Linked DNA regions of Homo sapiens: region 1 is linked to region 2. Evidence: chromatin loops called from intact Hi-C (ENCODE). Cell type or tissue: sigmoid colon. All regions are shown on one strand. Links, peaks and the distances in the headings refer to the core of each region. The heading gives the core; the rest is flanking DNA. Region 1 overlaps ETV6 (ETS variant transcription factor 6). Region 2 overlaps ETV6 (ETS variant transcription factor 6).

Region 1 (12,178 bases), core at 4,179-12,178, 62 kb after region 2:
GTTTTTTTTTTTAATATTGAAGATGATAAAGTCTGTCCATTTTAATCCCCAAATTTCTCTAACCTTTCCTTTGAAAACCCATGTTCCAAATCTTAAATTATTTTTATCACACTTCTCTTCATCTTCTATATTTATACACATTGTTGTAAAGGAGTGACTAAAACGAAAAAATAAGGACTGACTAATGCAAAGGTTAACAAAAGATGATTTTCTTTGAAACTCATTATTTTTAGTATATTTCAGCACCTTTGCCTCAATCTGCTTTCAGTTGAATAATGACTCCTGAGTATTTTCTTTCAGTACCTGTAGCAAGTAGTATTTTCACTTTCCATATTTGTATGTTTGGGACCCTCCTATAAATGTCACTTGTTTGTTTTCTTCCAGAGGAGGTCTCACTCTGTCACCCAGGCTGGGGTGCAGTGGCACGATCTTGACTCACTGCAGCCTCAACCTCTCCGGACTCAGGTCATCCTCCCACCTCAGCCTTTCAGGTAGCCGGGACTACAGGCATGTGCCACCACGCCCAGCTAATTTTTGTATTTTTTGTATCAACAGGGTTTTGCCATGTTGCCCAGGCTGGTCTTAAACTCCTGGGCTCAAGCGATCTACCCGGCTCAGCCTCCAAAATTGTTGGGATTACAGGCATGACAAATGTAACCTTTTAAGGATCCTGAGTAAATTCATTTTTTCTTCTAATTTTCCAAAGTAATCGCTCACATTTTACAGTTCAGAATAGAAACTGCATATGAACAACGACTATGTCTTCCTGGTAAGCCCTTCATGAAGAGCCAAGGTTCTATGGACCACTAGGTAGGTTCTGATGACTCAAAGTATGTTTATACCCTTGCATGAAATTTTTGTTTGACTTCTTTTGTTACCAAGAGATTACAGGCAGTGGGGAAGGGCCATGGGGGTGGGGATGGGGGGGATACTTCTCCTGTAGCTTGGCTAACCTGTTTTAATTACAGTTAGACTCCAGCTATTGTATATTACATGCAATCACTTAGCCCATGAAGACTATGAAAAACTATCCTTCCAAGTGCCCAGTTGGGTAGAAAGCCTGAAGGTAGGAACCTGTCCAGCTATCTTGTACAAATCAATTCATTCTTGCCACTATGGGTATAATAAGATCGGAGAAATGTTCTAAAAACAGACCTCTAAACTGGAATTGAAATTATAAAAACTTCAGAAGACAAAAAGCAATAGGTGGGAGCAGTCCAACAAACTCTGCTGTCAACAGGCCCGATGCACCTGACCATGAGCAAATTCTTCTCTCTCACTGCCTTGCTTCAGGCCCTCACCATCTCTGGCCTAAAATGCTGCAACCACGCTCCCTTCCCATTTGCCCCACACAGTGGTCTCTCCCATTCCAATCCATTCACACCCCCCTGTCAACCCACAGATCGAACGGGGTCAGTCTAACTGCATGAGGCCTCCAAGTTACCTGTACCCCAATCCTTAGCATGGCATTCATATACGCCCTAATGTCATTCCCCACACTCTCTCCACTTTCTATAAACATCAGGCTGTCCTTGCGATTCTTCCAACAAACCTCGTGTTTCCACTTGCCTTAGCTCAGGCCATTCGTGGAACACCATCCTTTTCTTCTCTGCCTTGAACAGCTTCAAGGTCTGTTTGAAATATGACCTCTCCTTTGAACTCTTCTTACCTCTCCCTCACGGTCCTGAGCAGATCACGCAGGGCCCTCTGTTCCTCCTTTGGCACCTAGCACATGGTACCACAGTTAGCTGAGTACCCGGTTTTCTCTTCTACAAGACCGTGTACTCCCTGGTCACAGGCAGAGCCCCTGATACACAGTAGCTGCTCAGTTGCTAAGCGAACATTAATAGCCTCAGTTTTGCTACTCAGCTGCCTCAAAGAATACCACTCAGGAAGACAGGATGTGCCTTTGGAAGTTTCGCTTTGGGAAATGCCCAAGCACAGAGCTGGAAGAAAAATCTACCTCTGGCTACAGAGACTAAAAACACTTAAACTCTTGAGTCTTAAGACAATGGCTGCCAAAAAGGAATGAAATTCTGACACATGCTACAACATGGATAAACCTTTTAACATCATGCTAAGTGAAATAAGCCAGTCACAAAAGGTCAAATGAGATTCCACTTACGGAGAGACCTGGAGTAGTCATAATTCACAAACAGGAAGAAGACCCCTGATTACCAGGGGCTGGGGGAGGGGAGAAGGGCATGCCAGCGTTTGCTGGGGACAGAGTTTCAGCTGGGGACGATGTAAAAGTTCTGGAGAGCGCTGATGGTTGCACAACAATGTGAATGTACCTAATGCTACTGAATTGTATACTTAAAATGGTTAAAAGGGCAAATTTTATATTATGTATATATTACCACGATTTTTAAAGTGCAAAAGAAAAAAGAAATGGCAAAAAAAAGTAAAAAAAAAAAACATAGGGACATAAAGGACAGTGATACAGTGGCTTTGAATTTGTTTACCAACTCTCAGATTACTGGAATGAGAGGATCCTCCTCAAGGCCTTACAATGGAAGTTTTAGAACTAAAGCCTGGAAGCCCTGTCTTCCACAGTAGGAAACAAACAGATGAAATACAGTGGACCCTCGAACAGCATGTTTGAGCTGCGTGTGTCCACTTATATGTGAATTTTTTTCAGTAAATTTACACTGAGTGGCCTGCCTTTCCTCCCGCCTCCTCCGCATCTTCCACCTCTGCCACCCTGAGACAGCAAGACCAAGCCCTCTTCAGCCTACTCAACATGAAGATGATGAAGATGAAGACCTTTATGATGCTCCACTTCCACTTAATGAACGGTAAATATATTTTCTCCTATGATTTTCTTAATAGCATTTTCTTTTCTTTAGCTTACTGTACTATAAGAATATAGTATATAATACATATAACAAACAAAATATGTGTTAATTAACCATTTACGTTATCGGTAAAGCTTCTAGTCAGCAGTAGGCTATTAGTAGTTATGTTTTTGGGGACTCAGAAGTTATATACATAACTCAGAAACAGAAAGTAAGATATTGCATGTTCTCACTTATAAGCAGGAGCTAAAGAATGGGTATACAGGAACATACAGAGGGAAATAACATATATTGGAGACTCCAAAGATAGGAGGCAGGTTAAGGTTGAAAACCTACCTATTGGGTACAATGTTCACTACTAGGGTGAAGGCTATATTAAAAGCCCAGACTTCACCACTACACAATATATCCATGTAACAAAACTGCACTTGTACCCCCAAATTTATTTTTTAAAAAGTTATACACAGATATTTTTCCTGCGTGAGGGGTCAGCAACCTAACCCCCATGTAGCTCAAGAGTCAACTGTATATTCAAATACCTTTCACTCGATTCAGTCAATACACAGTGTGTACCTCCAATGTTCCAGGCCTCATGCAAGGCACTGAAAGGGGATCAAAGTTGATTAAAAATGGCCCAGGGCATCCTAGGGAGAATGACACAGATACACAAATAACTACAGCACTGGGCTGACTTGGACTAAGGTTTATAAAAAGAAATACAAACGCAGTAGGAGAAACAACAACAGTAAGTTCAAGACATTTTTCCAACAGGAGCTCAGGGAAGGCAAATTCATAACAGTTTAATGAAGGAAGTCCAATGCATGACCTTGGCCCATTTGCACCTTTGCATCCTCCCTAGTGAATGAGGAGGGGGAACGCAGTATACTCGAAGGTCCTCCAGCTGGGAGGACCTTCCTACATTTTACATAACACAGAGGGTGGCCACAACATTTTGGGATGTGGGGCTGGGTCTGACCCAGAAGAGCATTTTCCTATCCTCTTTACCTCCATCCTACAGCTGCTCCATTCTATCACCCATGAAAAAGCTCAATAATCAACAAACCTTCTCCGCACTTTATTTCTCCTCTGTATTTATATATATTTTCAAGTATCCTGCAGGATAGCTCTTTGGGTTTCCACAAATATAGAAGAAACACACACACCCCTGCATTTTTTTACTCTAAAATTTCAGTTTCTAATTAAATCTTGTACATCCCTCATCAAGATCCATCTACATATAGTTTTATAGGCTGGAAAAATAGACCTATGCTGCCTTTTCCAGATGATTCGTGTTTTATGGAATAATAAAATGGGTAATGCTTAATTAAAATGAACATTTTTAAATGAATTAAAATGAGCAAGCTGTATTCTACCAATTTTGAAGAGTTTGCATGTTTTAGCTCTTGGATGTGTATTCAGCAAAACTGTTATCAATACATGCAAACCCCACTAAATTCTGGTTTCCTTCCATTTATCCTAGATGTCTTCAGAAAAATGAGAAAGCCTGGCTCAAGCAGAAAAGAAAGAATGTTGTCCTTTCATTTTATTAAAGCACTTTGAAAGGGGCAACCTATTACAATTATCCCTTTGCAATATTGCAGGAACTTAAGTATTTAACAAAAGATAGGAAGAATCCTGAACATGGCAGCATCGTGCTCTAATGGAGAGATCTTCAGAGTGCGATGATAGTGGGTTCTGGAATCTGCCTGTGTTCAAATCTGGGCTGTGCACTTTCTGTCTGTGAACTTTAGGCAGGTTACATAACCTCTCTAATCCCCAACTTCCCTACCTGTTAAATAGTTTAGTAGTAGTAATACCTAACTCAGAGGGTTGTGCTAAGAACTAAACAAGAATGTACTGACATGAAGCTCTTAGCACAGTGCCTGGCACAATTAATAAATTGTTATTCATCAATTTATATTGTTCAATGCAACCACCAGCTCAATCTCAGGCATTTCATTCAGCCTTTTTGGATCTATCTTGGTTCTCCCTACTTCTATCTTACAAAGGTATTAGGGGAAAAATTGAGGTCACACCTATAAAGAAATATGAGCTACAGGAAAACATTAAACTCCCTTGCTAGTTGTTGAAGGAGCAGGCTGCCATGTTGTGGGTGTCTAGGTTGGGAGGCCCACATAGTATGGAACAGAGGGAAGCCTCCAACCAACAGCTAGTAAGAAACTAAAATCCTCTGTCCTACAACCACAAGGTACTAAATTCTGCTAACAAAGTGGGTTCTTCCTCAGTCAAGCCTCAGATCAGAACACAGCCCTGGCTAACACATTAATTACAGCCTTCTGAGACCCTTTGCAGATGACCCAGGTAAACTGTGTCCAGATTCTTGACCCAAAGAAACTGAGATAAGAAATGAATGTTGTTTTAAACCACTAAATTTGTGGCAGTTTGTTATGCAGCAATAGAAAACTAATACTAATGCAGATGTTAGGAATGCAAGCAGACCCACATGGTACAAAATACACACGTATTTCTATGATTTAATACCATGCTGTAGTGATTCAGCCTTCCTGGAACCTGTGGCAGGGAAGGACAGGAAACTAAGGACAGATACTTAGAAGAGTCAGTGGTAAAAACATATTCTCCATAGTAATGGGGTATGGAAAAAGAGTAATAGTTTTCTATGGTATTTCATCAAACAAGGAACAACCAGAGGTTTTTTTAAATTTTTTTTGTTTTCAATTTATTTTCAAATTAGGCAAGTCAGCCTTTTCTGGATGCCAAATAGAACAAGAGATTTCGTCAAGTCCAAATCCTCTTGCCAAATTGCATTACCTTATGGGCATGATTGGAAATCTCTCGGGGCTTAGTTATGGGAAGGATTCACAAGTCAGATGCCCAGATTAGACAGCCCACATGCAACTTAGTTCACATTAAATACACTCATCCAAACCAGGAGATAGGAAACTTTTGTGAAGATGTGGATTCTGCCTTCATTTTTTAATTAATTACTCCTCTCACAAATGGATATGCTACACTACTCAGACACTTTTCCATTGCTCTTACAGTAACATCCCCTGCCCTTTTATCAGTATCCCCACTTAAACTTACACCCCTAAATTCTTAATCAGTCTGAGGCCTTCTTAAGCATTTTTCACAGAATTAGGAAACTTAAAAAGTAAGACAGGTCCTTGGAGATAATCTTGGTCATATTCTCTAATTTTACCAGAGAAATTGCAAGGCCCACAGAAGTCAAATGAGTGACTCAAGCTTAAAAGCAGAATCCTTTTACAACCTTTAAGCCGTTTCTTGAGAACGGAGATGAGGAGTATGTTTCTCCCTTAACCTTCCCTTTCAACTTTTCCTGCACCTGTCTGTTCAGATGCCTGCAGCCTCTGCTAAGTACCTCCTCTGACTGGGAAGCATTTCTGTGAAGTTACAACCACGAATGGAGGAGTTCTCGGGTGGCTCCTGTGTAGCTTACAGGCTATGGTGACATTCAGGACCCATCAAGTTTCTGCCATTGCTGTCAGTCCCCAAGAAATTTCAGCCAAGTCATGGCAACAAAATAAATGATCGACTCCACTGCCTAAGTGATGAGTTAAGGCACAGTGTAGTCACAATCTATGTAATCCATGTAGATTCACTGATTGCAGCTTAGGGAAAAAGACAGGAAGGAAATCTATTCATTTAAATTTAACAATTATTTACAGAAGTATTACCTACAATTTTTCTATAACTTATCTATCTGTTCAACAAACACTGAATATCAATCATGTGTCAGCCAAATTGCTACTAGAAATAAAAAGATGATGTAAGAAATAGTCTCTGCCCTCAAGGAGTTTGCATTCTAGTGAGGAAATACAATATTTAGTAATTATAATAAGGAACTTATTTATTTTTATTATTATTTTTTTGAGACAGAGTCTTATACTCTGTTGCCCAGGCTAAAGTGCAGTGGCATGATCTCAGCTCACTGCAACCTCCATCTCCCGGGTTCAGGCAATTCTTCTGCCTCAGCCTCCTGAATAGCTGGGTTTACAGGCCCCTGCTACCATACCCAGCTAATTTTTGTATCTTTAGTTGAGATGGGGTTTCACCACTTGCCCAGGCTGGTATCGAACTCCTGACTCAAGTGATCCTCTTGCCTCGGCTTCTCAAATGCTGGGATTACAGGTGTGAGCCACTGCGCCTGGCTGGGAACCTATTTATTGAGCATTTACTATGGGCCAGGTGGGTTATTGGTACTTTAGATGGATTAACTCCCTTAGTTTTTATTGCAACTCCATGAAGTAGGCACTATTTTAATCCCTATTTTACTCACAAGAAAACTGAAGTACAGAATGGTTAAGTAACTTGCCCGAAGTTCATGTATTCATTGTTTTAACAATGATCTGCCTACCACTCTAGGCACAGCTCTATGTGCTGGGAATAAAGCAGTGACAAACAGATGAAAATCACTGTTCCCATGGAGTGTACGTACTAGTGGAAGGAGAACAAACATTAAGAAACAAGTAAAAATCAATATCAGAGACTGACAAGTGCTATACAGAAAAAAGAAATAAAAACTCTTGAAACTTTGAGTTACTCATCACTGAGGTTTCTCCTGTGTGATGTGTGCTGCACGTGTTAATAAACTCTCTATTTTTCTCCTGTTAATTTATCGTTTTGCTAATCTTATTTAGAGGAAAAAGTTTCTTTTTTTTTTCCCTACACCTATCATCTCCCCTCCCCAGGCCTTAGGGGTCCTCATCTCTAAAATGAAGGAATTAGACCACAGGAACTGCAAGAGGCTTGGTAATTCTAATATTCCATGAGTCGATGATTAGGAAGAAGAAAGATGTCACTGGTGATATGGAAAAAGCCAACTGAACATGCTAAGCGCTGCTGACCGCATGAGACTCCAAAGCTCCCTGAGCCCACCGCCTGGTCAGAGGACGAGGGGAGCAGCTGAGGTTCCTCACAATCCTCCAGGATGCACACCCCTAGGTCTCCAGCACTGGAGAAAGAGTGGAGAAGGAGGCGCCTGGAGAACACAAACACAAACACAAGGACAGCCATGAAGGCGAGAGCTGGAAACTCCTCAAAATCTGACTCTGCATGTTGCAGAACTAACAGATGAAACCCGGTTGAGAAAAAGACAGCCTTGCCAGGTGTTGAGTCACATTAAAGAAACTAGTCCTTCTCCCTCCAGCCTGTGCCATTAGGATTTGCTCCATTTCACTTCCCTGAAGTGCAAAACTGGAAGGGATTGTAATACAACTCACTTCAGCTGGAGGACCCAGGATCCAGTAAAAGCAGACAGAAGCTAGGGCAAACTCCAGTGCCTGGCAGGAGAATTCCAGTGTCTGATGAAAGAATTCCCTTCCTAACAGCAATGGTCCTTGCTGCTGTCACTCCCTTCTTTTCCTCAGTGTTCTTGGCTCCAACTTTCTCCATGCCATTCTATCCCTGTCCCTATCCCTGACTTTCTTATTTAACTCTCAAATCCTAATTACGTGAGGTGGAGAAATCTCTATTTCAATTCATTAGAATCTGTTCCTATCACAGTAATTTTCTAAGGGGTCATATGAATTTGGGCCAGATTTGGTATCATTAAAAGGAAGGATAACATACCTTCAGTTCACATCAGATGAGTCTCACATGCACGAAAATGCCAGAAATTAAATGTTTCGCATGGGCCTGTCTTCGGTATCCTTTGACAGGTCACAGCAAAATTCAGTATACAAAGGGTACAGAGATGACCTATACTAAGTGACATACACCATCTTTACATGACCGGTTCCAAATTTTGTTTTTTTAAATCACACGTCAATCTAAGGGAAGAAAAGCACAGTGCTAAACTGATACATAAGACATGTTGAACCAAATTCTCTCCTAGCTCCTTAAAGAGAGGAAAAATAGCATCTCCACGGGGAGGGAAAAGAACGTCTTATTCCAAGCACCAGCAGGAACATGTCTTCTAAAGAGAGAGATGGGACAAACACACACAAAAGTACATGTGGATAAATGATTACGACTTTGCAGAGTTGAATATCTGAAAGCAGAGAGAAGGCTGTAACAAACACAGAGACAATAACCAGGTGGAAAAAGAGTCTTCACTGGAAAAGTTTAATAGGGAGGAGATATTTTAAAGTACTGTTTTGAAAGCGAGAGCCATGTTTAGGCAGAGTGGTGCCCATTCTGTCTGTATATGATCATCTTCCCACCTAGTCTCTGCACTCAATGACATGAAAAATATATTGAGCATTACAGAAGACAGTACATTTGGTTTAAACATGGCCATTGGACTGACTTGTCTTAAGGGGTGAACTTTTTATAAAAGCAACAGATGGGTCCCCAATTCAGATAATTCCATAAGAAGCTATTATAAAACATGTCATGTGCATTACATCTTACATAGCCCTTATACTAAATTAGTGGCCCATTTTTCAACCGAGGACACTGAGCCTCAGGGGTTAAATAATATGCAGACTCACAGAGGTCAGAAGCAGCAGGGGTAGAGTTCAAACCAAGGTTTACCAAATGTTGGTCTGTGTTCTTACCACTGTGCTAGGTAGCTACAAGAATACAAATAAATTAGATCTCTAATAAGGTTGGCCTAAAATGATTTCCAAAAAGCCATCCAACATATAATACCCTGTTATGCCACGGCATGATACAGTGTTTCTCTACCACCATCCCTTTCAATAAACTTTTTATTTGGTACAACTCCATCCTATCTTCGCAAGCATGTGTGTTTGTGTATGCAGTGGCCATATAATCTCCCTAGTTTGAGGGAGAATTGGTCACAGAGGACCAGCTGTTTTCTCCAAGAAGTGAGACTCCTGCTACCCACTGGCCCTCTCTGGTACTCTTCCCTGAAATCATCACTCCCTCTGCTAGCCATAGAGTCTCTGAGAACAGATGGGCAGGGATGGATGTGGGTGCAGCAGCCATCCCTGCAGCTTCCCCCAGTGCTTCATCACTAGAAAGCAAATGGATGGAAGCAGCTGGGGACAGAGATAGTGCAGGGAAAGCACTGAAGGACACCAGAAGTGGGTAGCAGAATTGCCCCAGCACATACTGTTGCTACCCCTGTGATGGAGTTATCTTGGTCCAGACCCTGGACAGAAAAAAACTACTCCATGACCACAGGCCGTTCCTGAGTCCGAACTTGGGTGAACTCTACCATCCAAGCAAACAGCCTGACAAGGACCAGAGGTGATCGGGATCTTCTCCCTACTCTGGGCACAAGGTCAGGCCTGTCCTCTTAGCCAACTGGATATGCCACCAAGGGAAAGAGTGAGAGGATGACACTAAGTAGCACAGACCCAGATGACTATTGTGGGAGACAGGTTAGGAGTAAGTGAACATGACCTGTCTACAAACCCCAAAACTGAAGAGACTCACAGAAACACAAGTACTGCATGACTTCCCTCATCTGCCTCCAGGAACTGCATACGCTGCATGTTACAGTCAAAGCCAACCACTTGCCACGGCCTGCGTGGCAAATGTTCTCCCATGCCTTTAACTTCTCTGAAATCGTCCGCCCCATGTGCCTTCCCTAATTTATCTGACAGATGCAACACTGTCTCCCACCACCGTAAGTCTTCTCTCCCAAGGAGAGGTAGGCACTCTCTAAGACCTAAGTTCTAAGGTACATATAATAATGCATTCTATTTTATTTTTAAATTTATTATTATTACTATTCTTGAAACAGGGTCTCATCCTGTCGCCCAGGCTAGAGTGCAGTGGTGCAATCACAGCTCACTGCAGCCTCAACCTCCTGGGCTCAGGTGATTCTCCCACCTTAGCCTCCCGGGTAGCTAGGACCACAGGCATGTGCCACCATGCCTGGCTAATTTTTTGTAGAGATGGCTTCGTCATGTTGCCCAGGCTGGTCTTGAACTCCTGGGCTCAGGCAATCCATCCGCCTCAGCCTCCCAGTGCTGCGATTACAGGCGTGAACCACCACGCCTGGCCTCATAACGCATTCTAAATCTTAGTTTGCATACTGCCTCTCCCAGCTAGATAGCAAGTTCTCCAACTGCAAGAACCAGGCTTTATTAAGACAATGCCTGCCTAGTTCCTGGTAGATGATGCTAAATAAAATAATGCAAAGAATTGACCTGATTAGACACATAGAGGAACAAAAAAAGACTGATCTTATAAGGAACATGGCTTTACCTGCAAAGAATTTAACATAAGATGAAGTCAACAGGCATTAACTGTACTGAAGTCATGACTGCAGAAACAGTTGCTCCAAGCACTGTGGGGCTGGGAAGTTAGTGGGAGGAACAAAATTAAAATAAGATATGTAGTCCGTCTTCTGTTGCTTATAACCAAATCCCTAAAACTAGGTAATTTACAAAGAAATGAAATTTATTTCTTACAGTTATGGAGGCTAGGGAGTCCAAGGTCAAGGGGCCCCATCTGGAGAGGGCTTTCACGCTAGGAGGGACTCAGCAGAGTTCCAGGACAGTGCAGGGTAACACAAGGTAAGGGGCAGAGCATGCTAGCTCAGGTCTCTCTTCCTCTTCTTATAAAGCCACCAGTCCCATTCCCATAATAACCCATTAATCCATTAATCCATTAACCCATGAATGGGGTAATCTATTCATGAGGGCAGAACCCTCATGACCCAACCACCTCTTAAAGGCCCCATGTGTCAATACTGCCATACCGGGGATTAAGGCATTAAGTTTCAACATGAATTTTGGAGGAGACAAATACTCAAACCATAGAAGTGTCTTGTCTCCTATGAAGTCTACATGCTACTTCTTCACACCAAACTGAAATACAAAGTACTGAGGACTTACCTTTATTGTGCTTCCCACAAACATTCTCCCAGTGTGCAGTACTACTGCTGGTTTCAAAATAATGGAGTCACGAACACAAAGGACTCTCTTTTGCACGTGGACAACTGATTATACATACATGAATATATTTATGGCAAACCTGTTTGCAATTGCCAAGATCCTAGCACCAACTTCAACGCCCATCAATGAGAGAGTGAATGAATAAACTGTGTATAATCGGCTCATGATGGAACATCATACAGCAGACAAGGCAAATTAACTACCGTGATGCATAGCAATACACATGAATGCTGGCAGTCGAGACGTTAAGTAAAAAAGTAAGTCCCAAAAGATTATATATGGTCTGATATCCTTTTTATAAAGTTGAAAGGTGATAACAATTAAATACATATCTATATAGCTACATACTTTTTATGTGTGTATGTCTTATGTTTTTATGTGTTCCATTTTAGAACGATATGTAAGCGAAATAAAGTATGCAGAAAAGGAAACATAGATGTATACAGGGTTCAGATAATAGTTACCTTGGGTAGAGAAAAGAAGGGAGAGGAGGTGTGGGAAGGATGGCAATCTGCTCAGACGCAGGTTATGCTCCAGGTCCTAGATTTGTCTGGGGGGATGGGT
Region 2 (16,960 bases), core at 4,141-12,140:
TATGTGCCAGGGCTCTGAAAGGGACAGTATTTACCAGGAGACAGAGCAAGGGACTAGGGAGAGTCATATAGTTCACTAAAATCTGGATATATAAACCCTGAAGTTTTGGGTTGTGGTAGATGTTTTCTGTGGGGTAGCTTTAAATTTTTATTTTAGTGAGTTATTCTGTTTTTCTGAAATTTGTGAAGCTTTAACCACAGTCAGATCTCAAAGGGGAACTCAACACTATTCTTCATGTTCTTAAAGTGAAGAGATTAGGCAATAGGGCTTTGGCTTCTATTGGAAGGCAAGGTGTATATTGGATGGACCTGTCTCCCACCTACCACCTCTGTGACTCTGGTCAAGTTCCTTTTCCTCTTTAAGTTTGACTCTTCATCAGTAAGATGAGGATAATAAAACCCAGTTCACAGGACTGCCTAGAGGGTTAAATGATACAATACATGTGAAAAGCGCCTACCATAAGCACTCAATAAATGGAAGTTATTATTCCACATGGAGAACTACAAAGGATCTTTCCCCCAAATTCTGCACACCTCCTCCCTGTCACACACACATAGGCCACCCAGCTCTGGTAGCTCCTTCCCCAAGGGTCAAGATTTTCCTGACCACTTACTTCAACTCAAGACTTGGATTACCATGCCCTTTATACATCTGCAAGATCTTGGCATTACGATCAAACGTGATCATCCCTGAAGTAAAGACATTTAGTGAGAATGGTTGAAAGGCTTAAGGATTCAGATTTATACTCCCAAATTCACTACTCCTGTCAAAGAAATGCAGATGACTTGCACATTCTCAAATCGCCAGTGTACTAGAGGAGACCTGACCTTCTTTGGCCAAGACTGATGATGGCAATGTCTTGAGAGCAATGGCCACGCACAGTAAGTAGCAGACTGCTCATCCTGGCCTCAGAGCTCCAGGCTCACAATGTTTTGTCTAAATCAGGAGGCCTGGATTTTCCATCTAGTTTTCCATCTGTCTTATCCACAGAGAAGGCCAGCCCTAAGCAAATTATAGTGCTTATTTCCAACTCTACCCACTCCGTGCTGGCCACGGTCCTTCCACTTCAAAAAATTCAGGAGATCTGATAAGCTAATTTTCATTAAGATATTAGGGACTTGAGGTATTAATTATCTCTCTCCATAACTATCTCCTGCCATAATGATTTACTTTTAAAAGTGGAGCTATGTGGAAATAATGCCTGATCCAAAAGGAATGTCTCAACAATGGAATTTCAGGCACCCTGGTCATTCATCGTGGGAGATATTTATGTTCAAAGCACTCTAAATCATTGCAACTGGGTGACCACATTCCCTGCTTAAGTATAACATTCACCCCGTTCACAGTCAACTATAAGCCCTCTGTCCTGGGTCCAAAGTAATGCTATCTGAACAATAAAGGTTTAGAAGGCAGCCACTTTCTGAATCTCAATACTCCTTTAGCAAACAAAGAAGTACCAGACATGAGAGAGCTACACAGCGTCTGCACAGTGCCAATGCTACAATACCCAGTTGTATTTCAAGTTCTTTTCCCCGATCACTGGGGTGGCAGGAATCGTCACAGTAGTAGGAATAATCACAGAAGCTTTGTGAAGCAGGTATCTGGAATAACAGCTATAAGACGATCCCAACGAAAGCACGTGCGTGCACACACACTTGGATTCATCTGAAGCAAAAATTTTTCTCTAAGAATCAAAAGAAAAGCTTATTTTCTTTCATAAGGTCCAAAATCTATTTGATCAGAGACAAATTTCACATCTTTTTAGGTTTTTGTGGGTCTCTGAAGCTCCTCTCAGCACTTGGTCAGGGCATTCCAGTAGTTTCATTTATAACCCATGAGTCTCAAGTGAAGAAAACCTCTCTCAGGGAATTCCTACTTTTGTGTTCCTAAAAGACCTTTAATAAAACCCCAGATACCTGGATGAATATTTGAATCACGGCCAAATTTTAAGGTCAGCAAGAGCCCCCACGAAAAATGCTTGACAGAGTTGTAAATAGGGGAACGAGAACTGCGTCTGTTCAGAGAGGGGACTTTGTGAGGTGGCTTCACTACCACCTCATAGGAGAAGTGAAAGGAGTCAGTGTGGGAGCTGAGGAGTTCAAGAACAATGGCGTGAAGGAATCAGAATGAAAAAGGAAAGCATTTTCTCCCCGACTTTGTTCATATCTAGTGGGAAACCATGCCTAACAGAGATGAACCTTCCAACCCATCCGAATAACAGGTTTGGGAACCTGCACCACCTTAGGGTTCCTTCCTGAAGCAAGGCATGCGAGGAGGAGGAGGAAGGAGAAAGAGTCATTTTATGTCCTCAAGAGGGCTGGCACCAAATCACTTACTCATATTTGTTTCTCTACAAAGAGTTCCTGATGTTGGTGACTTAAGAGCTACTTAAGGAGAAAAAATAAAACCCCTCATCAGCTTTGGTCACGAATCACTGCTGCTTTGGGCGAGTCTTTTCTCCCTAATCTTACACCCCCTTTTCACAGCCCATGGCAATGAGTAGATGATTCCAGCAACTAGTTGAGGGCCTCTATTTAGAAATACTTTCCTTGGGTGTGAGTTTTCATGCCCAGGGGATGGTATAAGTGTCACAGATTCTCTCTGCTGGCTGAGGCGGATGGAAATGTACTTTCAAGCTCAGCATCAAAGCCTTCACTTTAGAAGCTGAAAGCCTTCATTCCCTTGCCAACTGTGCTTTTTTTCTCCCATAATTAATTAATGCAGTATTAATTGTGCATGTGCTACGGAGCCGGCTAAGGGAGGATAGTGTGGCCCATCCACGCAGATCAGCTGGCTCTGTAAAGCCTAAAACCCAGTGGATACCATCTCCAGAGGGAGAAAAACGCAGACTGAAATTTTTTACAGGTTACAGGAAAGGCAAACACGCCTTGAGTTGCAGAGGGGATTGCCGCTAATCACACAGTTGGGGTCAAGTAGATAGTTAGCAGAAGCCACACCTGTGCATGTTGCATGGGGCAAAGGGCCAAGCCACAGACAATTCTCAGGCCAGAAAGGGGGCTATGAGAACAGGGGAGCAGGCCTGTGATCTGGCTGTAAGGTCCTGGGAACCAGCATAAGGCAAGAGTGGCAGGGACAGTCTTTAGAAGCCCTGCAAGGCCTAGGAGCTGGCACCAGTTCTCATCCCACAAAAGCATTAACCCGATTTCAATCACAGGAACCATAGGGAAATGCTCAACAGAGCTGGGTGTTGGATTTCCCTATTTCCTTGCAGGAGGGCTTCCTCCCAAAACAATCACAGGTAAAACGAAGGACAATTTCCTGTGTCATGAAAGTACCACCATCTGCACTAAAATTTGATGTTGAGTCCTAAAAATCAAGTGAATGATCATGAAATCTGGCATTTACAGATAATGTTCCACTGCTGATACCCCTTGTGTTTCTCTTCTGGAATAAGAGAACAATGCGACGATTGAGTTGGGGAGAACTTAGGAATCATATACTCAGGCCATTTCACTTTGCAGATGTGGAAACCACAGTCCTGAGAGATGGAATGAACTGCTGGGATGACCCAAGTAATCAGCCACGTAGAACCAGAGCTCAAGGAACTGACCCCTACAAGAGCATGTTCTCTGCCCTCTTACCCTGTTGTAGCGTGTTCTGGCACACATGCCATGTGGGTAAACTAAGGCACCAAACGTCAGGCAATTTTTCTGAAGCGTGTTGGCTTAACACAAATTATCAGGAAGTTCAGTGTTTTAAGGTGTAAACTCAGTAACACAATCTTCATTCAATCACAGCATCTTTCTTACTGTTTAATAACCATCTGTGAGGTAGATCATCTCTTTAAAAAAGATGGAAAATAATAGACAAGGAACCTCTTTTTACTTCATTTAGTTTTGTTTCTAACACTCCAGAATTTACACACATACCTGAGACTATCTGGCAGATAACAGTGTGCATACAGGATTGGATATGGAAATTTATCTTCCTTCAAGTTCAAAAGATAATTTGGTTTATAGCTCTGATTTTATCCATCTGGGCCCTCTTGTCAGTAATTTATATTATGCTTAAAAATTGGAAAAAAAAATCAGCCTGTTAGCTTGGATATTCTCCTTCTAACCAATAGATAGAATGAAACAACTTTCATTTGCTCCTCAGACTTTTAAAGAGTAATAGGGTGAAGTGGAAAATAAAAGTCTGGGTTTTGGAATTAGATACGGATTCAAATTGGGGCTCCTCCACTTTCTCTGGGTGACCTCGGGCAAGTGGTTTACCTGAGCCTCAGGTATAATATCTACTGTGCAGAGTTTGTTATTATTCAGGATAATATATATGAAGCATATACATATACACACATATATACATATATACACACACACACATATACTTTTATATACACACACACACACACACACACACACACACATATATATAATAATAGTAGTGATCATTATTTCTTCTTCCACACAACAATGCCACAGAGATTCTCTAGAGTGGCTTTATGATCTTAAACACGGTTGACCTCAGAGTGGCTCCTAAGGAGAAACACAGGCTCCTGTGAGCTGGCAGGTAGGGTACAATGACCAAAAAACTAAAGCTCATTTGCAAAGATGAGCTACTTCTGGAAAACAAATGGGTAATAAAATCCTAACAATGATACTTCTCAATCAGAGCTCCATAAATTGCTGGATACCCCTATAATTTTTAAATGGTGCTATTCAACACCCTAAAACTTGTCCTAGGTGCTTTTAAAAAAGTATTGTTACATCTTCCCTTACAAACCTTCACCCTCCTCAGTGAACCATTTCAGTTAGTACCCCCACCCCAGAAGTAGAGAATTTAGCCTCAGCTGACCTGGTAAAATAGGGTATTCACTGCGTAGCCCTGTGCAGTCAACTTTCCCTTCTAGGTATCCAATCGTCATCCACCCCACATCTACAGTTCTTTATCCATTATCCGTACCCATCATCTGCATTTCTATTACTGGAATCTTACAGCCCCATTTGAGAGCTACTGGTATCCATGATCTGCTGGAAGCAGAAATGGAGACCAATGTTGAAAGAATGGGGTTTTGTCCACACACCCAAGATGGAGGCAGTAAATATTGGGGCAGTGTGACTAATTATACTTGGGAATTTACAGTCAGCATGTGGCCAGAGCCAGGGCCAGTTTAAATCTCTCAAGTCCTGCTCTACCCCTCCTTCAGAAGAGATCAGAAAAATGAACCACAAAACACTCACACATGGTACAGGCAACTGAGAATCAGAATCCACCCATGGCAACAGCAAAAGCAGCAACATCTAAACGTCGCTGCTAACGTTTACCTCTGATGAAGTTGTCAAGGTCATCCTGCCAGAAACCCCAAAAGTTTGAATTACTAATGTGGTGTAACTCACACATGAAGCAAAATGGGAGAAAATATCAGTTATTTGAGCATGGAAACTGCTGTATTTGTATATACTCAGCTCAACCAATGCTTTCTGATAATCAGAGGAGGTGAGAAGTAACTTAGAGAAGCACATTCAAGCCAACACACTGAACCTTTATCACACCTGCCAGAAAGCATTAGGTAGATACATGTAAGGGTGACTGTGGAGCTCATGGACAGGAACTCCTCAATCTGCGGAAACCCATCAAGACGAGAGAAAGACCACAGACGTATTGAGGGTTGGGAAAATCCAAGAGGAAGCAACGGACAGAAGAAAAGAAGAAATGGAAATAAAGTTTCTGATTTCCTGTTGCTGTTCAAGTTTCATAAAATGGACTGGTTCTCATCGTCTTTTATTTTTTAAAGGGTTCTCTTAGTCTGCTATAACCTTTCAGTGTTGAGTCTAGAATAAAGCTGGGCACCTCTGGGCTCACATAAATAACACAGAGCACCAGGTAGGGACAACCCATTGTCAACAGTTTCCAAATGTCTACTTCAGAACTCTGAGGAAAGGGAGAGCCCGTGACACTAATGAGGGGCCGTGCCATCTTCATCCTCCCCTCCCCATCCCCCACAGCGAAACCAGGGCCACTTTGTCAGAGCTGACGCTGGAGGAACTGCCTTAAATGTACACAGAGCTCACTGCATGAAATGTGAAGTGAAAGAAAAGGTCAGTAAACCTCTGGTTATATATTTTTTTTCTTAAAAAAAAAAAGACATCTATAAATAGCTGCATTTATTGAAGCTGCTTCCTTATCAGGAAGCATGGAGCTAGGAATTAACGTCTGCCTGCATCGGAAATTCTTTCAGACAGCAAACCCAAAAAGGAAATTTCCCTTCCAAAGCATCCTGGCTGTTCTGCTGTGGGCTGTTTTTGCTCTTCAAGCTGTTTGAAGCAGCTAACCAGGGCCCTCGTACAGCCACATGTGCCGCGGGGAAAGTAGAAAGCTTCAAGCATTTGGATGTAAAAAGTGAAGGCACCCAAAAGAAGGCTTAAGGGGGAACAAAGTAGAAAATGCTAGTGGCTGGTCGGCTTTGTTAGAAGTCATTACTGCTTTGTAAGACACTGACAGAGAATTAAATCTCTTCTCCTTGTCCTTGTCTCAACTCTGCTGGTGATATCACTGCACGTCACAGGCAGCTGTGAGGAGAGGCCATTTTTGGAACACTGATGTGATAGCAAAGGACAGGGGAGGACTTGATAGGTATTAGAAGAGTGGGGAAGGCTGAAGGAGATTCACAGATTCAGGCGAGAACGGGAAGAAAGTTCCAGACTGAGGGAGAGACATGTGGGTAGGAAAAGGTCCTGGGATGGAGTGCCCTAGAGCAAAACTGAGCCCCTGGAAATCACAGGGGATCGTTTGAAAGCAAAGCTTATTTCCATTGTGACTTAGGAAGATTAGTCTCAATAATACACAGACAGAACCCTAGGTCCTTTCTTTAATGAAACACACAGACAACGACATGTCTGCTTCCCTTGGCTCCTGCATGGGGAAGCCACCTCCTCAACAGGCTATTCACCATAACCGGAAACAGAAATGGAGCTTTGGTGAGCTACCTGGCCACTGCAGGCCAGGCACTATGCCAGGTGCTATACATAAATGAGCTCTGATACTTCTAAGAAGCCCTCATTAGTAGGTGTCGTTAGAAACTTGAGTCTTAGAGAGGTTAAATCATCTCTCTAATAGAGCCAACCCTGAAATTCAAGTCCATTCACGTCTATCCAGACCCAAGCCCTTTCTATTACCATGGTTTTTTATTTGGAGACTTCCAAAAGCAGTGAGACCCTGCTCCTAGAAGGGCACCCCTAGCAAAATGCTGGGGAATTGGGTACTGGATTGAGCCCACTCTCAGAGCTGGCCCATCAGGGCCTACAGGACCAGCCCTGGCATTCTGGTTGTAGGGAGAAATTCAACTCTAACCTGAGCTCGCAAGAGAACAAACGGGGAGGCAGCAGGACTGGTGAACAAAACCAGAATAAACCATCCACAGGGACAGGCTGTTATCCTGATTCCTCTCCCTCATCCTACTACGAGGGAGAAGCCAGTCTGCTGAGGATTCAGCACAACTTCATGATCAGGTGGCATCACTAGAACCACACCGGTCCCAGTCCCTGCACCTGTGGCTGCCCAGACTTCAGCGGTCAGCAGTGCCTCTACTTTCAAGTCCATGAAACTCTTTATGTCATTATGTTTTCTCCTAAAAAAGCTGAAAGGTGGTTTCAAGAAGTAGAAATCACATTCGGCCTTTCACATGCTGTGTGAACCTGGACAATCCAGTTGACCTATCGGAGACACGGTCAGCTCATCAAACAGAATCAATAGCACCTGCTTCAAGGACTGCTGTACAATTAAGTGAGACAATAAGTATGAGCGCATCTTGTTATGTATAAAAATATAAAATAATAATGATGATCACGTTCAGCTCCCAATTTTGCCTCTTTTTTTTTGGGAACAAACATAATGTGAAAGCATATAAAATTGTTGCTCTACCCAATTAGAAAAGAGAGGCACTGCATCCCTTCTCACTATGCTGGTTCTAATATAGCTGTGCCTGTCACGTGGCTGTCTTAAACTCAGTTACTCTGCTGAGAAGGCAAAACAGCCGAGTGGGTGAGCAGCGAGGTAATGTTTCCAAAGGAAGGCATTAAATTAAATTATTAAACACACACAAGCAGGAGTAGTAATGTAAGAATTTTGAAAGATTCACAAGGAAAGGAAAGAGAGCCAAGGGACTATTTCTGGTGTTCTGACTCCAGAAAACGCCGAGCGGCTATTATGGCTATTTATTAACCTGCAACATCATAAACCCTAACCCTATTAAATATGATGAATGAGTCCTACGTTCCGATTTTTAAATATAATTCACAGGGATTTTAGAAGGCCAAATGGACACTGCAAAATGCACAGTCTGCGGGCAAATGGCGCAATGTCAACTAAATGTGAAATGATCATGTTTAAAAGAAATTTAAAATAACGACATTTAATTATTTAAATTCTGCCCCATCAATCTGAACTATACTTATATTGTTATCCTAAGGCGGGGCCTGAGCATCACTGTCTGAGGCCCAGTGTTTCATAAGGTAAGCCTCTGCCAATGAGCAGGCTGGCAGCACCTCGTGAGGTGCTGTAACTGCCCCCTTCAGCAGCCACTCCCCCATGAGTTTAGAAAAAGGGCGGCCTTTGGGTAGACAAATCAGAAAACATCCCTCCCTTGCGAGACTACAAGTCCCCTGGTGAGAACTGGGCAAAGGTATCCTTTGCTCCCAGCAACAGCCCTTCTCTGCGTAGAGTCAAGAGTGACCTTGCCTGGGCACCCTTGGGGGTCCTTGGTCTTTCAAGTGTTTTCAAGCTACAATGAAAAGCTTATGTTCCTTTAAAGAATGCAACTTTTTTTTTCCCACCTGTCTACTGTAATTGTACTTCGGCTCTTCTACCCTCAAGCTTCAAAAAAAATTCAGTACCCTTTATGGAAGAAGAGGAAGAAGAAGAAAAAATGATGCCCTTTCTATCCTCTCAACAAACATACTTGTGTTTGCTCTCCCGGTAAGCAGAGGGGTTCTGCTGTAGGACTGTTGAAGGGCACTGTCCTGGTAATCTGGGCAGTGAGTCAGAGCAGGATGGCACGGTCTGGCCTTTCTTCCCTGGGCTCTCCTCTTGCACTCTGCCCAGGCTTCTTTGCCAGTCCTTTTCAAGTCCTCTCTAATCAGCACTTAACACTTTACTCCATTTATCACTTTGCTTTTATCACTGGCAAATAAAAGGAAAAGGCATCACTCTCTACTTCTCAATAACTTGCTAATTTGTCATGCTGTGTCTTCAGTTTGGGTATAGCTCTGTGTTTGCAGAATAAAATGGTGAGAAACTCTCTGTATGAGAACCTTAAATAATATGATCTCTGCTCCTCTTTACCCCCATCCACAAGAATATAAGTTGATTTAAGAATGAAAGAAGAGAAAGGAAGAATTAAGGGAGAGGATTTATCTGGTAATCAATGGAAAATGGTGAAAAGAACCCACTTTGAGGCATACCAATCTGATGAGTATCTCTTTAAAATAAGCAGCTACAAGTGCCTTGGACTTAGCAATACCATAAATGTCCCGCTGTTGTCTTGGCTTTGAGATTCTTCCCCGTACTTTCCATGAGCATTCCACTGGGAATTGTCTGGAATCCCAGATTAAAACAGCAATAACCCAATTCCCTGGTTAGAATATTTATTTTCTTTTAGGTTTGGAAACTCAGCTGGGATGCATCTTTAAGTGTGTGGCACAGCTTCAGTCATCGTAGGGGCTATATGCTCCTCTCAAACAGGATGACAAGCAGCAGAACCCTGAAACGGGAGCGGGAGGACAGAAGCTCAGCCTCATTTGGAAAGTCCCAGCTGAGGGCAAACAGCAAGAGCCTGGGAACCTCCACTTCCAGAGGATTCAATACAGATGTCAGAACCAATGGTGTCACAATAGGTCTCATGCAGACTACCAAGGAGAGGTATATAAAGTTAGACTGCCATAGAGTAGGCATTCAGGCAAAATCATTACCATAATCTGAATCCATAGTCTAACTACTGATGAAATGGAAAGGTTTCCGGGAATGTGCTGCAGTTCTATATTTTATAGCTGTCTACGTGGGGACCCATCCATCCTTCGAAGGGTGATATGCAAGCCATTCAACAACAGATAGAACAGACAGAACAGCAATTAGAATAGATTCCAGCCATAAACCAATGCTACGGCCACACCAGTGAACACTGGCTAAGTGTCAACCCTGAATTCATCCATCCATCCATCCATCCAATAAATATTTACTAAACACACACTTTTTGGTGGTATAGTGGATATAAGATCCTAGGCTCTGGAGTCAGCCAGAACTGAGTTTGAGCCTTGACTCTATCTCTTACTGGTTCTGTGATCGACCTTGAAAAATTACTTAAATTGTCTAAGCCCTTATGTGTGACATGGAGATAGAAAGAAGACCTACCTGACAGGTATTGTGAGAATGAATTAAAAGAATTCCTGTAAAGGACTTCACACAGTGCCTGCTACAGGGTAATCCCGTGATAAATATTAGCTATTATGGTTGTGTGCTAGGCACACAGAAGGCACTACCAAAATGCTGGTAAGCAGCACAGACACGGCTCAATAAGGAAACTGTCTACTCAAGAAAAAATTCAAGTGTTAGTATGGAAGAAACAATTCAAAGCAAGGAGAATGATGCCTCAGATGAGAATCATAGTACTTTAAAGTTAGGAAGGCTGTTAAACATTTTCTTGTCAACACACAGTATTGTATGCTAGGAGAACTGAGTTAAATTACCCACAGTCGAACAGCAGAACTAGCTAAAAGTTAAGATCTCCTGACCTCCAGTTCAGTGTGTTTGTTTGCTTTCTTATTTGTTTTGTCAGGATAACATCTCGTGGAAGATAGTTAAGGAGCTTCCATATGTCAAGGCATCCAGAAGTGAACCAGGAGCGAGGGCCTCCTTGGGGGATGTTGCAATCTATAGGAATAAAACGTTATGAAAGAAATCTCAGCCTGTTTGTGATGAGTGTTTGATACTTTTTTTTTCTCTGTGCTAGAATTTAAGTTCCACAAGAGCAGGGGAGTTTTTTCTGCTTTGTTCATTTCTGCACCCCCAGGACACAGAAGAGTGCCGGGCACAGCAGAGGCAATCAATAACTATTTGTGAGATGAATAAATGAATGAATTAGGTAGCAGAAGTGTTCTGCCTGTGTGGCATGAGTATGTTCCATCCTGAGGCGAATATTTCTGAAGTGAATATATCGGTCACAGGATGACTTCTGGAGGAAAATTTCCTATCACTTGGCTGCTGTTTCTTTTCCAGTTGTGTCTGCTCCCATGGTGCCACAACATTCCAGTTTCCTAAGAACACTGATGTTCCCAGCCATGACCCTGGCACCTTTACAGTTCGAACCTCCTTAAAAGTAGAGGAAAAGATGGTAGAGTAGGGCTGTGTCCTTTACTTCCCTGCCCAAATGAAGCAGAAATGTCTTGACCATAGTAGGCAGCAACTTCGTAAATACTGATGGACGCAGCAAGCTGCAGGAGGGAAAGGATTCTCATGCCTCCAACTCCTCACAAACATCCCAGCAACCGTCTGCCCTCTGGGGCAGAAGGCATAAGCCGGCGGCAGTGTTCCCCCAGGAGCCCCCATATCACAGTCATCTGATTCCCTGAATTACCAGAGAGAGAAAGGAAGAACCTGCATCCTCTGTCTCCTGTTCTCTGCATTCAGAAAGCAACCTTCTGAGGAGGGTGGAACAGGAGGAGAAGAACTGGAGAGCATCACCCTGCTGGAGAGAGATGGTGAGCAAGACTGTGCCACCATTTAAGTCACTGGAAGGGCCAAGGTGACCTCAAGTGTCCTCTATAAGCTAGTCTTGTGCCCTCAGGATAACATTCAAGGCAGAGAAGCTGGCATTTTCTTGGACACTGTGAAGAGGGTGGGAATCAGGTGATTCAGTCTCTCCAGCTGCCCCAATCCTGTTTTATCACCTGAGCTGGGTGGCAGTATGAGAAAGGCAGACAAAAAGGACACAGCAGGTGTCAACGGCTTTGGAGGCCAGTATCAGCAGCACAGGTGTGTGGGCCCCAAACCTCTGCCAAGTTGCAGCTGAGGACTGAGACGGGGAAGTGGTAGGCCAAGGGGTAGAGATGATTTGGGAGAGAAAGGTGGAACCACTACAGACTGCAGCTGCTGAGGCAAAGCAAGCACAAGAGAAGCAAGAGAGAGTGGAGGTGAAGGAAAGAGGAGGCAAGAGAGAGGACCTATGCAGGCCTAGAAAACGAAGGGAAGAAAAGTAGCCAGCACAGACAGGGAGGGGAGGGAGGGCCCTGGAAAGAAAGGACGAGCGCACAGCTTAAAAACAAAGCAGAAGTGAGTCTGACTCACAAACTGAGCAAAATTTAGGACCAAAGAAAATATTAAAGTTGAGTAAGCGTGAATTTGAGAATACAGATAAACTTTGCACACACACAGAAATCATCTTGTCTACTAGGAGATTTAGTTGGCTCTGCCATATACTGCATGTTTCCAGGTTTCTTTTTTTTTTAACATGTCATAGTCAGGGAAGAAATGAATACACTGAGAAACAAGGAACAGGAACCTCAAATTTTTCAAAGGTATCTGGGGGTAGGGGGGTGTGAAAGATTCCAAAGCAGCGTGGCGAAGTCCTGTGAAAACCACCTCAGAGCTTGCCCCTCTCTGGCCTGGAGCCCACTGCCTGCCACCCCCGCCCCACGCCATCAATCCTCTGTCCCTCTCGGGTCACGAACACTCACGCAGGTGCGCAGGCAGGCGGATCGAGTCTTCCTCCATCCTGAGCGCTCGAGGCACTGGAACATGAAGTGGCGTCGAGGAAGCGTAACTCGGCACTGGGCTCTCTGGAGGTGTATATGAAATTCGTTCCTGCTGTTAAAAATAAGGGCAGGAAGAGGGGAGGGGGAGAGAGACAATGAAAGCTTGGAATGGAGGTATGAGACCATCTCGGGGTGGGGAGCAAAAGGGAGGCGGGGCATGGGCAGTACCAGCTTCCCAAGCAATCCGGCTTACTCTCTCCGTAGAGACACTGTATACAGTTGTCTTTCAGATGCCTAGCCTTGGGGCTATATAACAAAACTCTGCCATCGTTGAAAACAGCCTTTACTTTGGACTCATGTCAATAGGTGTACACCCTGTGGTTTGTACAAGTAAAAAGGAGGGACAAAAGGGAACAAAAAAAATACGTCCGCGAGAATGGCTTAAAGACAACTTTTTAAAAAATGACTTGCCCAAGTCACATAATTAATGCCATCACTATATTAAAGCCATGTTTTCTCTTCTGTAGCAATATCCCCAGCTTCTAATCAAAGTATGATTCTAGATTCACTTCCATAGTGAGCTGATCAAGTAAAGTGACAGCTTCAAAGATAAGTTCTAGATTTAGAACTTCAATCCACAAGGAAGATTTTTCTATTGTCCACCTATCTCACTATACAACCACCACAACCAAAAATATCCAACGTCTAATTTTTTCCTTCATTGCTAGGAATTATCTGCAACAATAATGAATATCTCCTTGTTCTTTTACTCTCCATCTCAGAATCGATATTTCCTTTCCCTCTGAAGTATTTCATAGTTCATTCAAAGAATTATCTGAATTTAAAAGAAGTACTGTTTGACCCCTTATCAAGTATCAAAGGGTGGGGTGGGAGAGCTTCCATGGATCCTCCATTTGAATTCAAACAAGCAGTGTTTGTTAGATCAATTAAAACAAACTAGATGGGGTGAGAAGGATTACCGTGAGTTTTAAGTTAAAATACCGCAAATAATGGCAAGAAACCGACTGTTGGGTTCGGCAAAACAGCAGTGCAATTTGTAGCTTAGATCAACATGCCAACTAGGTTGACTTGCAGTCCACATGTAAACATGACTTCAGGAGTGTCTGTGGTTTAACTGGGCAATGTAAAATGGAACACACAACATCCAAAAATATGGTGGAAAGGAAAGACCAGTAAGATGCCACTATGAAAATAAAACTCAAGAGCAAAAGAAAATCGTACATTTAAGTAAAGGGAAGGCAGTGTTTACGTTTTGGAAAGATAGTTCTTTAACATTTTACATCTCATCAAATGTGCAAAGGGAAGCGGCGGAGTCCTCGGCCTATAACCAAATTAAAGCTTCTCCTCTGCTCATAGCCTAGAAAGTCTGGCAGTTGTGGTAGGAAGTTTTGATTTTAAATGAATATATACATATTGTTATAATTTCCGAATGGAATTGCTATACCTTCCCTAAGGCACCCACCAGAAGCAAGTAGGGCAGTTGGAATATTTCTGTTTAAACATACATCCTGAGGTTTCTTGGTGAATTTCTTAATGAAGGGCAGGCACATATATCCCAGGTTTCATTTCTGGGTCAATTAAGATGTCCTGTAAAAAGTCACCCAGAGGCAAAACTTTCAACTGCACTTTTCTTGAACTTTAGCAGGCATCACATGTATTTTGAGAAACTTTAACTTGAAGGATGGGTTATACTTTTTGGTGTTTGGTTTGGGATGAAAAAAGCAAAAAAAAAAAAAAAAAAAAAAAAAGCCCACACATATAGGAAACATAAAATCTGTTCAGAGGTTTTTAAAGGTGAGGTGGGCTTCTGAGCATTTCAAACAGTCTGTTTTTAGAATTTAACAAATTCTCCATACTCTTCAACTCTTGTCTGACACCCCCCAAATCCCACTATATGTCTAGATATCTACCGTTAACTTTATTCTCGGAAATAGCTTTCTGTTTTGTTAGGGTTTTTGCAGAAGTGAAACTTGGTGAAGAAAACATCGGGCAGCCAAAGGGTCTTCAAATGGTGCTTCATGAGTGCAAGAAAAAAACAAGACAGCATTTCGAAATTCAATGACTCTTCTTTCCCTTGAAGCAAAGAGAAACTCACAAGACACTCTGGCTAGTCCATGAGAGTGAGGCCGCCTCATCCCCGCCTGCCCCAACTCCACCAAGGCAAGCTGGGAGAAACCCGGCCCTCCATGCTGACTGGACTTCATTTCTTAGGAACTCCATCCCCAGCCAGCTGACAAAAGAGTCTGGCTAGCTATTACCCTGAAAGTGTATATACTGTAATTTACTAAATTATCATTGCTTTGGACCTTCCTTTCAACTGTGCTCTCTTTAAAAGTAACCCCTTGGTGTGCTTTCACTTCTACATGGTTCCCTGACCTTACGGTGAAACACCACACTTCTGCACCTGCTCTGGGATCTGACGCCATCCCCCGCAAACCCCGTCCAAACAATTTTAGATGGAGACAACTGCTATTTCATGATGAAAACTTATAAAAGGAAGGCCAGAGATGAAGAGACTGTGGCCCACTGATCTCCTCACATTCCTGATGATGGTTTCTACTCAGCTGGAGGACAGTTTTCCACACCATAAGCTCTTTTTCAAAGGCTCAATGAAGAGACTTGTCAGCAACAAGAGAGGTTACCTTGACCAAGACGGACAAATGCACAATGTGCTTCTAGGGCCCCGAGCACTCTTCTAGTAGCCATGGCACACCTAAGGTAACTCTGGGCTTGGTGGCTGCAGAGCACTTGGGGACCCCAAAAGGATGCTGTACAGTGAGTGGGCTCTGTTCCAAGGAGAACAAAACACACTCTTGGGAATCCCACACTACAGAGACTCCTTTTGTCTCTCTTTTTGTGAATCTCTAGGTTGACTCTCACAGTGCTCATTTTTCACTCTATTGCAATAACCTCGCACTTAACATCTACCCTGGCACATCAGCAGACTATCAGCAATTGGAAAAATTAACCAAATACCACTATCTCAGATGGAGACATCTAGACAGAGAAGTTTAAGGACACTAACGTCTAATTTCCCAAATAAAGGGAACCTCTTTACTCTCACAACTGCTTCTCTGGTGCGACCCCAACAAAGGAGGGGGTGGTGGTGAGAGTCCCACCTCTAAAGCAAATTGTCAGACAGATGAAAACCAGAGCTGCTTTCTTTCTTTTAACATTATGGGGAGTAGGGGTGTGTGTGTGTGTGTGTGTGTGTGTGTGTGTGTGTGTGTGTGTGTGTGTGTGTGTGTGTGTATGGGGGGGATAACGATTTTCCCAAGAGGATTATAACCGCTGCTCTAATTAAATTAAAATGCTACAGACAGTGATATTAATGTATTCAAGTGTTGTAGGGGGATAAACTGCTGGTGGAGGTCAATGATGTGACTCAGAATGCCGTGATGTGGTTACATTATTGTTTAGATGCTGTAAAAAATAAAACACGCTGCTCTCAAATTTGCAGATACAACCTATCAAGCCAACCAGCTGAACAAAAGGGAAGCACTGCAATTTCTGAGGCCAATTGTAATACCTATGAGCAGGTTGTCAAGGAGGCGGCACAAAGCGCTGGGAAGAGAAAATAAGGCAGAAAACTGTTGTAGGCAAGAGTTGAAATGTAAATTTCACCAACCATTATAGAAAGCTTTAAAAAAAATAATGAAGTATGGAGTAGGGTTGTCTCTTGAAAGCGTAAGGACTGAAGCCAAAATGAGCTGCGTTCCCTCTCCCATTTCTCCCCTAGCCATGAAGGGCCAATGAAGGGTACCCATCTAATTCTGCTCATTTTTAAACTGAATGCTTAGGAGCCCGTGACTTCCCTGTAAAATAGGTGTATACAGTCTGTGCTCAGTAGGAGAATGGCATTTCTCCACGTTCCCCCACACCCACCCTCAGGTTGCATATTACAGAAGAGTCAAAAAATGAATATTATTACCAAAAGGTCTTTCCTCTTCAAAATTATTCAATATAAAGCTTCCATAAATCACGGGGATCCCCTAGCACATTTACACATTTATTATTATACCCTCTGAAAAGGCTGAGGGGTTGGGAAACTTAGAGCCTACTGCTAACTAAATATTAACATTCTGGAAATAAAGCATTTTTGGAATTAATTAAAACAGAAATAAAGTTGGTTGTGCTTGCAAAAAGATGGTTTGCAGGTAATTTCAAAGATTTCTCTGCTGCAGAACTGAGATGTCCTTGATATAGAAACTTTTCCTGGAAATTGTCCCTATCCC

Evidence for each region. Hi-C counts contacts between places; a loop is a spot of excess contacts. Peaks named below come from ENCODE experiments on the same cell type or tissue, not always from the same donor. Only the 100,000 strongest peaks of a DNase experiment are listed, where the experiment ranks them.
Region 1: it touches region 2 in a loop (2.7-fold over the local background); 9 of 110 quality-filtered maps call a loop at or near these places.

Annotation. Positions count from the first base shown.
Region 1 is chr12:11,691,310-11,703,487 of GRCh38, reverse strand. The region is part of intron 1 of ETV6 (ETS variant transcription factor 6); the gene reads right to left. Among named protein-coding and RNA genes, the nearest start is that of ETV6, 48 kb to the right of the region's middle. In sigmoid colon, for the core only: no CTCF peak of the experiment used is centred there; a DNase peak (open chromatin) is centred at 7,887.
Region 2 is chr12:11,748,306-11,765,265 of GRCh38, reverse strand. ETV6 (ETS variant transcription factor 6) reads right to left here. Exons shown (of 8, transcript NM_001987.5): 2 at 12,687-12,816. Among named protein-coding and RNA genes, the nearest start is that of ETV6, 110 kb to the right of the region's middle. RefSeq lists enhancers at 1,770-1,979, 2,310-2,359, 6,591-6,640, 11,638-11,687, 11,998-12,087 and 3 more. In sigmoid colon, for the core only: no CTCF peak of the experiment used is centred there; DNase peaks (open chromatin) are centred at 5,954, 7,995, 8,515, 9,005 and 2 weaker places; H3K27ac peaks cover 4,155 bases.